Linked DNA regions of Homo sapiens: region 2 is linked to region 1. A link is an interaction called in ENCODE POLR2A ChIA-PET data of the cell type or tissue named here. Cell type or tissue: PC-9. All regions are shown on one strand. Links, peaks and the distances in the headings refer to the core of each region. The heading gives the core; the rest is flanking DNA.

What was found. Peaks named below come from ENCODE experiments on the same cell type or tissue, not always from the same donor. Only the 100,000 strongest peaks of a DNase experiment are listed, where the experiment ranks them.
Region 2: POLR2A ChIA-PET joins it to region 1 with 8 read pairs; 1 of 35 experiments calls an interaction of 5 or more read pairs at or near these places.

Annotation. Positions count from the first base shown.
Region 1 is chr14:75,820,270-75,827,434 of GRCh38, forward strand. All of the region lies in intron 28 of TTLL5 (tubulin tyrosine ligase like 5), which reads left to right. Among named protein-coding and RNA genes, the nearest start is that of TGFB3, 160 kb to the right of the region's middle. In PC-9, for the core only: no CTCF peak of the experiment used is centred there; DNase peaks (open chromatin) are centred at 2,012 and 2,352; H3K27ac peaks cover 2,512 bases.
Region 2 is chr14:75,313,379-75,320,838 of GRCh38, forward strand. No RefSeq gene overlaps it. Among named protein-coding and RNA genes, the nearest start is that of LINC01220, 23 kb to the left of the region's middle. In PC-9, for the core only: a CTCF peak has its summit at 3,117; DNase peaks (open chromatin) are centred at 1,903 and 3,243; H3K27ac peaks cover 478 bases.

The sequences.
Region 1 (7,165 bases), core at 6-5,005:
GCCCTTTCTCCACCTGCCTCGATCCTCTGGCACCTGACTAAGAGAGCCTCATTTTATTTGTAAGACAGTTTTCAAGCATATCAAATGAAAAGGACATTTCTGAGATAGTTAAGAAAATCACCTTAGGGTAAAAGAGCAAGAATTTACACTATGTTTAAACCTTGCTTATAGTCATCATTTTTATGTGCCAACTTTTTGCACTTTGTCCTTGTCTCTTAGTTTTTTTTTTAATACCTTGTGTTGTTTATAGTTTTTTTTATACTACATTGTGTTTCAGTAACTGTAGACTCTGTTCTTTTGAAGGACATATTTGTTTCTTATTTTTTTATCTAGTTTCATATAACTGAACTCAAACAACCTCGCTGAACAATGCTCATTTGGGAAGTGGGAAGGAAATTTCCTTTATGTAGTTGAGAGATGTGGCTAAAGATAAAATCCACGTAGCTTCTGGCAATAATGTAAGCAGCTTCCAAATTAAAAAAGAAACCACTGTATTGAATTCTGGTCTTGCTGTGTGTTTTAATTACCCCTGTATTAAAAAAAAAAAAAAAAAGAAATGGATTCCCAGCACATCTTGCTTTAGTGCCTATTAAATATGGATTAAATTGCATCAGTCCCTGAGTCGAATGCGCTAGAGAGAAATGTGACTGTTACAGTGAAGTATTTTGACCAGCTGAGATATTGTTCCCTCCAACCAAAGAAGTTTTACCACAGGTGCCCGACCAAGCCCTCACGCCCCATGCCAGTACTTCCAGCCTCTGCCTTTTAGTATGCTGCTTTGCCCTGAGATTCAGAGGGGGTACTGAAGACTTGGACATGGAGGAAATACCTAGTTGTTGGTAAAGTATCTATTGGTGTTAGAATTATTACTTAAGGAACTAATTTGGGAAGCAGAAGCTCTGCCCAGGAAGCAGCATAGATATAAGCACATTACATCATCCTGCGGTACGGTGTCTTTCATACCGGTGATCATTGTGGTCGGGGCGAAAAGAATCATCTTAACTGAGAATTATAAAGAACCGAAGACCAAGACGCAGGACTTTTTAAAGCAGAGCATCCTCCACACAGTTCTCTCCCCAGGAGAAGTCTGCTGTAAAACATCAGTCATAAACAAGAAATTCTGTTTATACCATAGAGCTTTATTTTCCATAAAAAAATTTCCAGATATTCCATTTTCATTTTAAATTCAGAGCCTTGTTTTTATGGAAGACATTTTCACTGCAATTTTGGATATAATGTCTGTATGACAAGGCTACAGGCATTGCTCCTACTGTAAACAAAATGTTAAAACCACACATTTTGGAGAAATTGAGTTTTAGCACTTTTTATACTTGTAGATGGAATGAGGGAAAACATTTTTAATAACAATTGTGGCTGGGTTTAGAGCTTTCTTTTGGTAGCGCCTGTTAGTAGTGAGATGAAAGATGATGAGTTCGGTTAAGGATGTGCCAGGACCTAAGGTTCAGTACTGTGAGTGGCCTTCTCCCAGCCAGACTGCCCACGAGGCTGCGATAATGCTCATGGTGCATTACACGATTTACTTCTGACCCATTCCAGCCAAAAAGCAATCCCCACAAAGTCCCCTGGTCTTTTCCTTTTCTTTTTACCCACAGCAGCCTTCTCTTTACCTCCTCTTCAAACACAAGAGCCAGTTTTCAAGTCCCATTTCAGTTCAGGGTAGCCCTGGGACATTTTCCTCTACCCCCAGGTGACCTCTGGTTGCCAGCACTGCCTGCAACCTGAGCTTGAGAGTCCCAGTTCCACATGGAATTCCCAGAGGCACCCAACCTAAAGGAGCCCTGAGTGAATTCTCAGAGGTCTTTCCAGACTTGGCTGTGATATAGGCCGCAGCCAGACCTGCAGCATACAACCTGCACAGCCCAATGTCCTGGTTTCCATTTATACCTGGTAAGTCACTGTTTTGTGGATATTTAGTCTCTTGTTGTTCCTCCTTTAGTCGTAAGGATGACTAAGTTTAATGAATACAGGATTTGTAGCTTAGAGATCTGAGTTTTATTACTGGTTTGACATTAAGTGACCCTAAGCTATTCATTTAATCTTTTTATTGGGTAAGCATACTTACATATGAAGTGGCCTGTTTTGAGAGCTTTTAGATTGCCTTTAAAGCACTTTGATCTCCCTGGAAGTAGGTGCTAGGTAAATAAAAGTTACTCTCAATAGTTTTTCTACAGTAGCAACAGTGGATTCCAGTTTAGTTCTGATAATTCACTAAACTAGGGGCTGCCTTGTAAACTGTAATAAAATGTAAAGAGAATCCCATTGCTAGCTGTACTTTTCATCTCTGCATGTCAGAGAATTCACTGACTTGGTAGCCACAGGAATGAAAACTGGTGACTCACAAGAACTCTGCAAATGGTGTTATTTTTCATTTCCCTATGGTGTTGCTATTGTTCCCAATTTTATGGATCACACAAGTTTTCATCAAACGACCTTGTTCTCCCGCTGTTTTGACATCACCCCAAATGTAGCCTCAGGGTTGTCGTCTCCCATTGGGTCAGTGTAAGCTCAGCCCAGCGCCTCAAATCCCTTGGTTCCTTTGGTCTGTCTGGAGTCCTATTCAGGCTTTGTTGTGGGAGAAGAAGGCAAAGAGCCCACGACTTGCCCAGACAGTCTGAGGCCTGGCCATGTAGCTTGCAGTTCCCTAGACACTCTGGAGTTGGACTTGGCCAGCCATCCCTCTGTTGTTACTTTTCAGAGGTAATAAGTGAGATTAATTGCAGGCCATTCTCCGGAAGAGAAAGTAGTTAGAGCCAAATACAGTCACATGTTTAGAAGCCTGAGGTGTGCCTCCAAGCAAGGCCGACTTAGAATTATACAGTAGGGACTCCAGGATGCAGGTACCAAGTGTTTATGACCTCTCTCTTCCTTAAAGTGATGTTTTCAGTTTCTAGGTGCTGATACGTGGGTGTGTTAACTTTTCTTTAGCCAATGAGAAAGATTAGATTTTTCAAGCTGCCTTTTAATTATCCATTTTTGGGGTACATGGGAAGTCATTAGGAGCTGAAAGTTGATGTGCAGAGCCATCTCATCATTACTGCCAGCCTTCCATGGAATTGGACTGCATCAGGGAGGATTTTCTAGGTGTGGAGCACTCAGTGGGTTCTTAGTGCGTTTTTCTTTGTGAGACATGGAAGGGTTACTGTAAAGTCTTGGCTGCTGCTTGGAATGATTTGGGAAGAACAGGGCCTCAGACAGCTTGGCAGGAACCTGAGGCCCTGTTTTTTTCCAGTCCAGCCCTTCCTTGTGGATCGAGCTGTCAGGGAATCCCACGAATGTCTGGCTCCTGCCCCTTTGTATGTTTTTCCAGCATTTGTCATTGAATTATTTTTATCCACCTCTGGCTTTTTCACACATGCATCCTGGGCATTTGTCTGTTCCTCGATATGAAAGATGGGAGAATTTGCAGAAAGAGCACAGCTGTGAGTTTGTTCCTACTTTTTTGTGATAGGACAAGACATTGTGGGCATGGGCTGCTCCACCTGGCCAGCTCCCATTGTCTAGAGAACATCTGTATGAACTTGAAATGCCACCGAGGAGTGGGAAATCTTGAGAAGTTGGAACCATTTTCGATGTCACCCTGTCCTTCTGCCCTCTTATTCAACAATAGATTATAAATAGCTTGGTATTCTGCTTTGCGTAATTTTAAGGTACACATTTTTCAGAGATTCTGATTCTAGTTTAGTTAATAATACTTTCCTCCCTTCTTTTAGATTATTCTTAGAAATGTTGCTGGAGATTCAGGTCTCTAACTTCTCATCTTTTCATTCTCAGTCAGTCCTCAGAAATACTGAATTTGTTAATTTCCTTTAAAAATATGTCTTATGCATTTTCTATATGTCAGGCATTGTGTTAGTTGCTGGGGAGGAGCAGTAAATAAAACAGAATGGTTCCCAATCTCAAAATTTACTCTCTAGGGTATATCTTCCATGTTCTCAGCACAGTATTGGGTGCTGGGTAGGGCCTAAAAGACTTTTGAAGACATAATGTTTGATCACTAAGAGGCTACTGTCTGGCAGGGAAAGGGAGTGTATACACATGAAACAATCAGAGCAGTGGCAGGGGGCATATGACAAAGATCTGAATTTTATGGGATAGACAATTTGAAGAAAGGGTGTCAAGAAGGGCATGTAAGGAGTCAGTCCTGTCCCGGATGAACCTTGAGGGTCGTATGCTCAGTGAAGCCAGCCAGTCACAAAAGGACAAATCCATTCATACGAAACATCTAAAGTAGTCAAAATCATAGAAACAGAAAGTAGAAAGGTGGTTGCCAAGGGCTGGGGGAAGAGGGGAGGGGGAATTAGTGTTTAATGGGTATAGAGTTTCAGCTGTGAAAGATGAAAATGTTCTAGAAATCTGTTGCAGAATGATGTGAATGCACTTAACACTCCTGAACTATACATGTAAAAATGGTTAAGATGGTACATTTAAAATTATGTGTTTTTTTTTTTTTTTTAAACAAAGAAGAGTATGTAAGGATTTAAGAGAGCTCCATAGTTCCACAAAAATTACTTAGTGGCCAAATGGCAAGGTTTTGTTTTTATCCTCTGCCTCTGTTATAAGGGAATTATTCTGAACATAGTCCTTTAAATACTTCTCTTTCTTGAAAAGCATGTTACCTTTATAGGAAATGGGCCCAGCAATTTCTGTTAGGAAGATGGCATAGTATGGTGGGAAGAGAAGGGACTTTAGAGTCAGACAGACCTAGGTTTGCCTTATTAAGTGTGTGACCTTGGGCAAGTTGCTTAGCTTTTCTGAACCATAATTTCCCCATCTTTTTTTCAATGCACATAGTTAAACCCACCTCATTAAGTTGTTGTAAGATTAAACTGAGTTGTGTATGTGAAAGTGGCCAGCATGGTTTTTACTTTTTACTTTTTTGGTGTAGGTTTCTTGGTAACTCTCAGTTCCCTTTCCAGAAAAAAGAAAGAAAGAAAGAAACTTAAAATTGAACTTGCTTGGGATATGGTATTGCTCACCACTTAGTTTAGTACCTAGTTTACATCACTCTGGCCATCACCCTGTGCAGTACGCTCCTGGGACTGGATAACAGAAATCTGGCCTTTCTAGCCGAGGATGGGAAGGCATCAGAGTGGGGCCAACAAGAGACTCTTCCTTTTTCTTTGACCCCTTGGTTGGAGGTCAGCTTCTTTCTACTCAGCAGGCCCTTTTTCTCTGCTGTCTCCTGAATGTTGAAATTTCCATTGCAGCTCAATGTTCCAGCCAGTAAACACTCATATTTTCCATCTATCCTGGGGGTCGAGCTTTGGGAGAGCTTTTCTCTGGAGCAGTTTGGAGCTTATAATTTTGTACTTTATCCTGTTATATAAACAATGCTTTCCAGCCAAAGAGCACAATCAAAGAGAAACTACTTTTTGTGGGGGGGACTAAAAAAAATTCATATTCAGAGTCCTGTAGAAGTGATATTTCACTCCTTATGCCTCTTTCTTCTCTTTCATAAAATAAAGTTTACCTCACCTTTCTCCTGAGTCTTAACTCTCACTATTCCTTCCCCTGAGGAAAACGATTTCTCCAGTACATGTATGATAAAGGCCTGTACTTCCATCTGAATTTTCTCTGCTACTTTTCTCACTCAGCCAGACACGTAACCTCTCAAGAGTTATACGCTGCATCAGTTCAAGCTCTGTGACAGATTCTACAGTTCCTCCTTCACCGAGAGAGCTGAGTGCTGTCAGTGTTTGTGCCAAGAGCAAAAGTGATTGGCTTCTGCCTAATAAAGGAACGTTGGGAAGCTTAGGAAATCTGTCAAAGATAGCTGGCTGGACGTCATACCAGGGCCTAGGTAGCATAGGTTCGGGAACCTGGGGCCGAGTGTCAGGAGTGAAAAACGTGGATCTTTCTTATCCACAAGTCAGAATAAAGCATGGAATGCAGTGTTTGCAGTTTGCCAGTGTCAGTTTTTCTAGTTAAGTTTGCCTCTCTCACTCCACTCCACACTGCTTTGAAGTATTAATGATAAACCACCTTCTATTTCCTTAGGATACGCGTACACACACACACACACACACACACACACACACACACGAGTCTTTGTTAGAGGCAAAACCTATGTGAATATACTTACACTCCTGAACTGTACACATAAAAATGGTTATGATGGTACATTTTAAATTATGTGTGTGTTTTTTTAACTACAACGTTAAAAAAAAAAGAGTATGTAAGGATTTAAAAGAGAACCCCATAGTTTCACAAAAATTATTTACTGGTCAAATAATTTTTTTATTTAACTGTTTAATCTTATTTAACTGTTTACTTTATAATTTTGTAACTCTACAAAATGGATGATTATTTTGGTTTTAAGAGGCCTGGTTATGACAAAGTTCCTTACACTAAGCTAAATGAGACTCTGTTTTTAGAATTAGGAAATTATAGGAGTTGTTTTATTTATAATTTAGTTTAATTCTCCTGGCATGGTTTTTCTATCAGCTTCTGTCCCTTCAAGTTAACTGGTTTACCAGCTTTGGAAGAGCCTGGGAAGATCACAGGCGTGATGAAACACAGTCTTTCTTTCTGACTCATGTAGAAGAACATTGATGATCCATATTTAAAGCTTACCTAGTATTGACTCAACAAATTTAGAAGGAAAACCAGCCAGTTTTCCTGATCCTTTAACTAACCCACCTGCCCTTCTCGCTGCTAAAAGACTCTCAGCGTATTACCTACCCAGTACAGCTAAGAAATCAATGCTCTTTTTTAAGAGGTCTCAGGAGTTAAGATGCTAATAAGAAAAAACTCCCTGTATTTATGCTTTCATAAAATAAAACTATAGAACTATATATCTGCAAAGGAATAAAAGTCCTCTCTTTCCTGAAGCTGCTTTGTGGGACAAAGTTTTGGTATAGGCTCTTAGTAGCTAAGTCTTAGTTCCCTTTTTTTGAAAGAAACAAAATTGTACTTGCTTGGTATATGGTATTTGCTACACTGGGACACAGTTTAGAGTCAACTGGCCGTAACTCACGTACAATAAAATACAGTATTATAGCAGGGAAAGCAGTAATATGTAATCACAATACTAAGGTTGACATTATTTATTTATATTGTGAAGTAAGTACCCACTTATTAAAACTGTTATTATAAATCATTAAAATGCTCGTAAAGAAAGATAATTAGGAAAAGCCAAATTTTA
Region 2 (7,460 bases), core at 1,310-6,309, 510 kb before region 1:
TATGAAAGAAAATTGCTAATGAATATTATGCTCTGAGAGCAATTAGAATGTGCAATTGGTAAATCGCCTTATCATGGCATTGCATGATGTCACAATGACATGCAATGGGGAAGAACAATGAGCATCATGGGTGTGTATTAGCAGAGATTTGGCTTTAAAATGGAATGAAACCACAAAGTACACAAAGAACAGAGTATGAGGCTGGGCGCAGTGGCTCATGCCTGTAATCCCAGCATTTTGGGAGGCGGAGGCAGGTGGATCACTTGAGGTCGGGAGTTCAAGACCAGCCTGGCCAACATGGTGAAACCCCGTTTCTACTTAATATACAAAAATTAGCCGGGCATGGTGGTGCACACCTGTAGTCCCAGCTCTTCAGGAGGCTGAGGCAGGAGAATCGCTTGAACTCAGGAGGTGGAGGTAGAGGTTGCAGTGAGCCGAGATCACGCCACTGCACTCTAGCCTGAGCGACAGCACGAGACTCCTTCTCAAAAAAAAAGAAAAAAAGGACAACTTATGAAACAAGGCTTTGCTGCTTTATGTATGTGTACTGTGTATGTTTTGTTGAGTACGTGCTGTATGCTGCACGTGTTGCATGTGTATGTGTGTAACGTGGGTGTTGTGTGTGTGTGGTTGCATAAGTGAAGGAGAGTTGCATGATGAGTGATTTCTTCAATACTGAAGGCCGTACAGTCCCACAGCCAACACATAGTGCTTCCTGTGAGCCAGGCATTCCACCCAGTGTTTTACATATAATCCCTCACTCATCTTCACAACAACTTTGTGCGGTAGCTAGTAACAGTATTCTCATTTAGTGGACGAGGAAATGGAGGCTCAGAAGGATCAAGCATCTTGCCCTAGATCACCTAGATGGTACAAGGGAGAGCTGGGATTTGAACCCAGGCAGACTGGCTTCAAATTCTGTGTTTTGGTCTTTTCTTCATTTGTGTCCCTCTCGCCTTGTGAGAAATGATAGAATTATTCTCATTACATGATGGGAGAACCTGGGAACAATGTGAACATGTGTTGGCTCAGACAACAGTCTCAACTACACACTGGGGAAACGTGGGGAGGCAAACTCGTTTCACTGATTTGTCTCCTCTAAAACTTCTCCCTTTGCTGAATCCCACTTTTTTTCCCCTCTCTTTCTACAGGTGTTGATCCCAACTGTACAACCTGAATGCTGTTCTCAGAGTCACTTCCTGGTAACCCAAACTATGACCCAATAAATATTAGCTACTATCATCATCATCAATAATAATAATTATCATCATCCAAAAGCATTCTAAATAATAGAGAAAATAAGAGAAAGGGGGCAAAGGGGAGAGGTTTCCCTACTAACCAGGAGGGGTGATGATGTAGGGCAATACAGAAAGTCTAGAACAAGAACATGTCTCTGTTTTTTTTTGAGACAGGATCTCGCTTTGTCTCCCAGGCTGGAATGCAGTGGCACAGTCATGGCTCACTGCAGCCTCGACCACCTGGGCTTAAGTGATCCTCCTGCTTCAGCCTCCTGAGTAGCTAGGACTACAGGCATGCACCACCACACCTGAATAATTTTTTTAAAAAAATTTTTAGTAGAGACGAGGTCTCCTTATGTTGCACAGTCTGGTCTCTAACTCCTGAGTTCAAGGAATCCTCCCGCCTTGGCCTCCCAAAGTACTGGGATTACAGGCATGAGCCACTGCACCCAGCCCCCTGTGCCTTTTGAGGAGTGGGAAGAGTTATTAAATAGAGCAGAGGACTCCTTCTCAAATCCCTGTCTCTAGTGACTTCTGTATGGGTTGGAACTGATGGTTGTATCATTCTCTCCCTCCACTATTAAGGGTATAATACATGGTTACACTTTTATCTTGCTATTCAATTTCCTGCTGTGGCTATTCTGGGAATTTGGCCAGCACCTTTCACATATAAAAGCTCAGCTTTAGTGCTGTGAGGAGTTGGTTGGGCAGAAAGCGACAGAGGCTCCTGGTTTTATAGTCATGTGGGGACAAGATTTAGCTTTCCCAAATCTGGGGAGACGTCAACCCTGGTGTTCACAATATGAACCTAGACCCTGGCGAATCCAACCAGGACTTAGCACAGACCTTGTTCAGAGCTTTGCTACAGGAGGAAGTCTGCTTCTGCCCTCCGGCTTTTTAAGCCAAAGGATGGTGATGCAGGAAAGCAGCCTGGCTGTGCTCTTTCTTTGGTGCTGGTGGATTTCAACTGAACCCCACAAGTGTCACTGGAGGGCCCACCATGGACAAACTGTGTGTGTGTGTGTGTGTGTGTGTGTGTGTGAGAGAGAGAGAGAGAGAGAGAGAGAGAGCATAAAATACAGAGATAAAAATGACAGGATCGCTACCCCTGCCATGTTCATAAACAGCAGGCTGCGTGGCACAATGGAGCATGCATGAGAGTTGGAGGCAGACAGACCAGTGCCCCAGTCCTCGGCTGAATCATAGTTCTGCTACTGAAGAATGTGGTTTTATATTAGGGGTGATGCGAAGAACTGTAGGGACCTATGGGTAGGAGATGATAATTCTGGAAAAGAGGAGTGCCTTGTGTTTGCTGCATTCTTGAAGAATTTTTTATATTTGCTTCTGCTCCAGAAAATGAGAAAAATTAAGTACAGAGGCAAGTAACTTATGAGATAGACACAGAATAAGAGGAATTTCTGGGTTGAGTATAGATAAAATGATAAAAGAAATGGGAATGTTAGTTATAGACAGAGGAATAAAAAGACCAAGTAGGCTGGGCACAGTGGCTCACGCCTGTAATCAAACACTTTTGGAGGCCAAGGTGGGTGGGTCACACGAGGCCAGGAGTTTGAGACCAGCCTAGCCAGCAAGACGAAACCCCGTCTCTACTAAAAATACAAAAATTAGCCAGACGTGGTGGCACATGCCTGTAATCCCAGCTACTCGGGAGGCTGAGGCAGGAGGATAACTTGAACCCAGGACATGGAGGTTGCAGTGAGCCGAGATTGTGCCATTGTACTTCGGCCTGGGTGACAGAGCAAGACTGTTTCAAAGAAAAAAAAAAAAAGACCAAGTAAACCCTAAATATTTATAAGGCATAGATCATGTCTTCTCTAGATCAAAGCAATGTCATTTCTAAATTGGCCACCCAGTGGTGACACTCTTAAAGTCCCAGAAACAGGTAAGACCCACGGGTGCTCAGCAGGTTAATTGGGGTGTGGCGGTGTGACCAGGTGTACCTGCCCCCGACTTCCCAGTAGAGCCAGTTTGTATGCTGACTACATACACCTCTGTCCAGCAATTCCCTTTGCATGCCCTCAGTCTCTACCTTTGTAACCACACTGTCAGGTGGGAAGGCTGATGTGGCAGAGGGAGAATCAGACAGGAGAATGTTACGTAACCAAGGATTCAGGGAGGTGATCGTTTCACCTGCTTGCACCTATCCTAGGTGTGTTCACCTGTTCTATCTCTTTGCCCTTGCTTCTTGCTGTGTGTTTATTTATTTATTTATTTATTTATTTATTTATTTATTTATTTTTGAGATGGAGTCTTGCTCTGTTGCCCAGGCTGGAGTGCAGTGGCACGATCTCGGCTCACTGCAAGCTCCGCCTCCCAGGTTCACACCATTCTCCTGCCTCAGCCTCCCGAGTAGCTGAGACTACAGGCGCCCACCACCATGCCTGGCTAATTTTTGTTGTTTTTGTTGTATTTTTAGTACAGATGGGGTTTCACTGTGTCAGCCAGGATGGTCCTGACCTCAGGATCCACCCGTCTCGGACTCCCAAAGTGCTGGGATTACAGGTGTGAGCCACCGCGCCCAGCCTCTGTGTGTTTAAAATGGATTAAATAAGTACCTTAATTTGGTCTTCAAGCCTTCTGTGATCTCTGGGGTAGCCTGCCTGGAAGAGTAGTTGGAGGCTACTACCATTGCCTCAAGGTAATCTTCCAAGGGACAGGGGAGTCTTAGATCAGGCTTCCCGGGAGCAAAGCCAGAGATAGGGATCCTTGTGCCAGTAGTTGATAAGGAAGCTCTCTCTGGAGAAGGTGGTCTGGAGGAAGTGGGTAAAACGAGATAGGATAGGGGAAGAAGTAAAGTAAGGATGAGGCTCAGCTGCAGAATAATCTCAGCCTGGCTCCACCTGGGAGCCCTAGGGGTGTGGAAGGCACTATGGATTGGGGCTTCCTTGAGGCAAGAGGGCCAGCCTTTGTACCTTGTTTTAGGATATGGTAAAGGGGGTCTTGGTGGGACACCAGCAGCATCCCTGACAGGGGATTGGCCTGAACTCCCCTCCCAGGTGAGTAACAGGGGCAAGGGAGAGAAGCAAGAACATGGCTGGGAAAGTGGTGACATTAAGGACTGGAAAGGCAAGGTGCGATATAGTCTGGAGGTGTCTGAAAGTGAGAGAAAGACCCATGAAAGCCAAGTGCAAACTGAGAATAAATTTGCCACACTGATGGTATCAGTGTGGTATCAGTGTGGCTGATGGTATCAGCCTAGGACCAGGCTAGGCCACACTGCAGTAACAAATGAGCCACCAAGTCCATTTCTTGCTCACACTATCTATATGTCCATTGCAGACCAGCAGGGGCCTTTATGCAGTATTGGCAATCAGGGATCTAGGCTGATGGAAGCTCTCACTTGACATGAGCTTCCGCTATTGCAGAGGTGGGGAAGAGGACACTGGCTCTGGAAGCACGCATTTTTTTTTTTTTTTTGAAATGACATGGGTGTCACTGCTGTTCAGATTTCATTGGCCAATTCCAAGGCCAGGAAGCCATAGGGAGCCACGGTGTGTTCTTGAGCATGTGTGGGATTTGGAGCAGTGTGTAGGAAGAGTCAGATGACCATGGCATGTGCTGGGAGGAGCTGCTGGCAAGGAGAATAGCTGGGACCGGTCTGTGCAGTAATACACTTGAAGCATCTTTCCCCTCTGAGACCTTTGGGCAACTCTGGTAAGAAGGCTACTTATCAGGGTCTAGTTTTTGCAGCCATCAGCCTCGTTCTGCAGGAAGAGGAACCAGTTCTATGTCCTCAGGAGGGAAGCCTCACCAAGCCAGGACCAGGAGTTGGAAGAGTGGGGAGGGCTGCATTGCTGAAGGCCCTCCCTCAGTGAACACCTCATAAAAAGTTCTGCAGCTGATCTAGGCAGGCTGCAGAGGGCTGAATACTGCCAGAATTGTGCACACTGAGCTGGCTCCACAGGCAGGGTTACCTGATCTCTAAGTCATGCTGGACTTTGAAGCCTCAGGCTTTTATTGGAGGTGCTATGACCACCTGGTCAGCTACAGGCTGAAGATTCCTGGCATCAGAAAAAGCCAGTCTCCAGTCAATGCTCCTTCCTCAGTGTGGAGGTTTGATTGTCCATCAAAACCTCAAGGGCAGTGGTTCTTTAACTTCAGCATGCAAAAGACTGCCTGGAGTGCTTTCTAAAAGTGCAGACTTCTGGGACCCATCACCCTGGGGTGGGCGTGGGGGTGGGGGAGTTTGCATTTTAAATAAGCACACAGGTAACTGGGAACAGGTGGTCCAAGGATCATGCTTGGGGATAGAGAAGGTTCATCACTTACTTATTCAAATGTAACAGCCCTATGAAGTAGGCAATGTTATTTTCATTGTCATTCTCAATTTGCAGATAGATAAAATTAGGTTTAAGGAGATTAACTAAACTGCCCAAGGTCAGAGAGTTAGTAAATAACAGAACTGGATTTCTAACCCACTGAATTACAGCCTGTGCTGCTATCTAAGATCTGGAGAAAGCAGTAGGGAAACTGGTGGGCTGCGTGTATGTGTGGGCTTACTGCCTGACATTCCCCAATATGAGCCTCTATTTTAGCCATGCTAATGATATCAGTTAGGACCAGGCTAGGCTATGCTGCAGTAACAAATGAGCCACCAAGTTCGTTTCTTGCTCACACTATATGTCCATTGCAGACCAGCAGGGGTCTTTATGCAGTATTGGCAATCAGGGATCTAGGCTGATGGAAGCTCTCTCTTGACATGAGCTTTCACTATTGCAGAGGTGGGGAAGAGGACACTGGCTCTTGAAGCATGCAATTTTTTCTGGAAATGACATGAGTGTCACTGCTGTTCAAATTTCACTGGCCAAGTAAGTTCCATGGCCATGACTGAGTTAGTCAAGGTGTAGAAATGTAAACTTTTTAAACTTTATTATTTATTTTTATTTTTGAGACAGAGTCTTGCTCTGTCATCCAGACTGGAGTGCAGTGGCACGATCTCAGCTCATTGCAACCTCTGCCTCCCGGGCTCAAGCAATTCTCCTGCCTCAGCCTCCTGGGTAGCTGGGGTTATAGGCACCTGCCACCATGCCCAGCTAATTTTTTGTATTTTTAGTAGAGACAGGGTTTCACCTTGTTGGCTAAGCTGGTCTCAAACTCCTGACCTCAAGTGATCTGCCCGCCTTGGCCTCCCAAAGTGCTGGGATTACAGGCGTGAGCCACTGCGCCTAGCCAGAATGTAAACATTAATATAGTTCCCCATACCAACCAACTCATAAGACCCTAAATGTATCTCATTCTCTCGTCTTTGCACATGCTATCCCATCTCTCTCAAATGTCCTGTCACTGCTTCTCAGCTAGGCTAGCTCGACTGAGCATCATATTCTACATCACCTGCCATCAGCGCTGGGCAGCCTTTCCAAACCCACCCAGGCTGGATTAGATGCCCCTTCCTCCATCCCCCCAGAGGATCCTGGGCTTATTTCTACTACAGCATGTGTCATGTTGCATTGCAACTTTTAATTTCCTTGTCTGTCCCCCAAGCTCACTGGACTATGGGCTTCTGGGGATGGGAATACAGAGTGTCAGGCCTTGTACCTCTAGCCCCTGGAAGGCAGGAGATTTACACGAGCCTAGGAGCAGAATGGCAGAGTCCCTAATAGCTGGATTCTGGACCTTGCAGGAGCTGTTCTCCTTTTCCTACCGGGGCAGGATGTCTAGGGGCTTTAGAAAATGGGGAAGAGGAAGGTGAGGATATTCTGTGGCTTTAGGATGAGCCAACTGCAGACGGAGGAAGAAAACTCCCCGTTACAGAAGGAGTGGAATTTTTCCAAGGCTTCATTGCTCCACCATGGAAAGACTTGTCCAAACCCTAGTTAGTCACTGCCCGGAGCCAGCTGTGTCACCGTGGGGTGAACTTCAAGGGTCCAAGGAGAGGACATGCCGCAGCTGGGGGAAAATCTTGGCTGTCCTCAATTGGGAGCCCCTGATACCCATTTAAGGTAATTGTTGGCAAAGGAGCAGGTGTTCATGGCCTCCTCAGAGGCAGCCTTGCTTGAGTCCTGTCATGCCACAGCCTCTGTGTCCTTGGGAAGACTGTTTGGGGTCAAGAACGGGGGATCAAGATCTGTTCAGCAGGGGCATCTGACTCCGATGTGGGGATTAGTTGCTGGGTACCCACACCTGGGGTAACCACAGAGGAGAGGCAAAGAAGCCCAGAACCGTGCTTGGGACAGAAGTATGTGGGGCCTTGATCTGCACAGG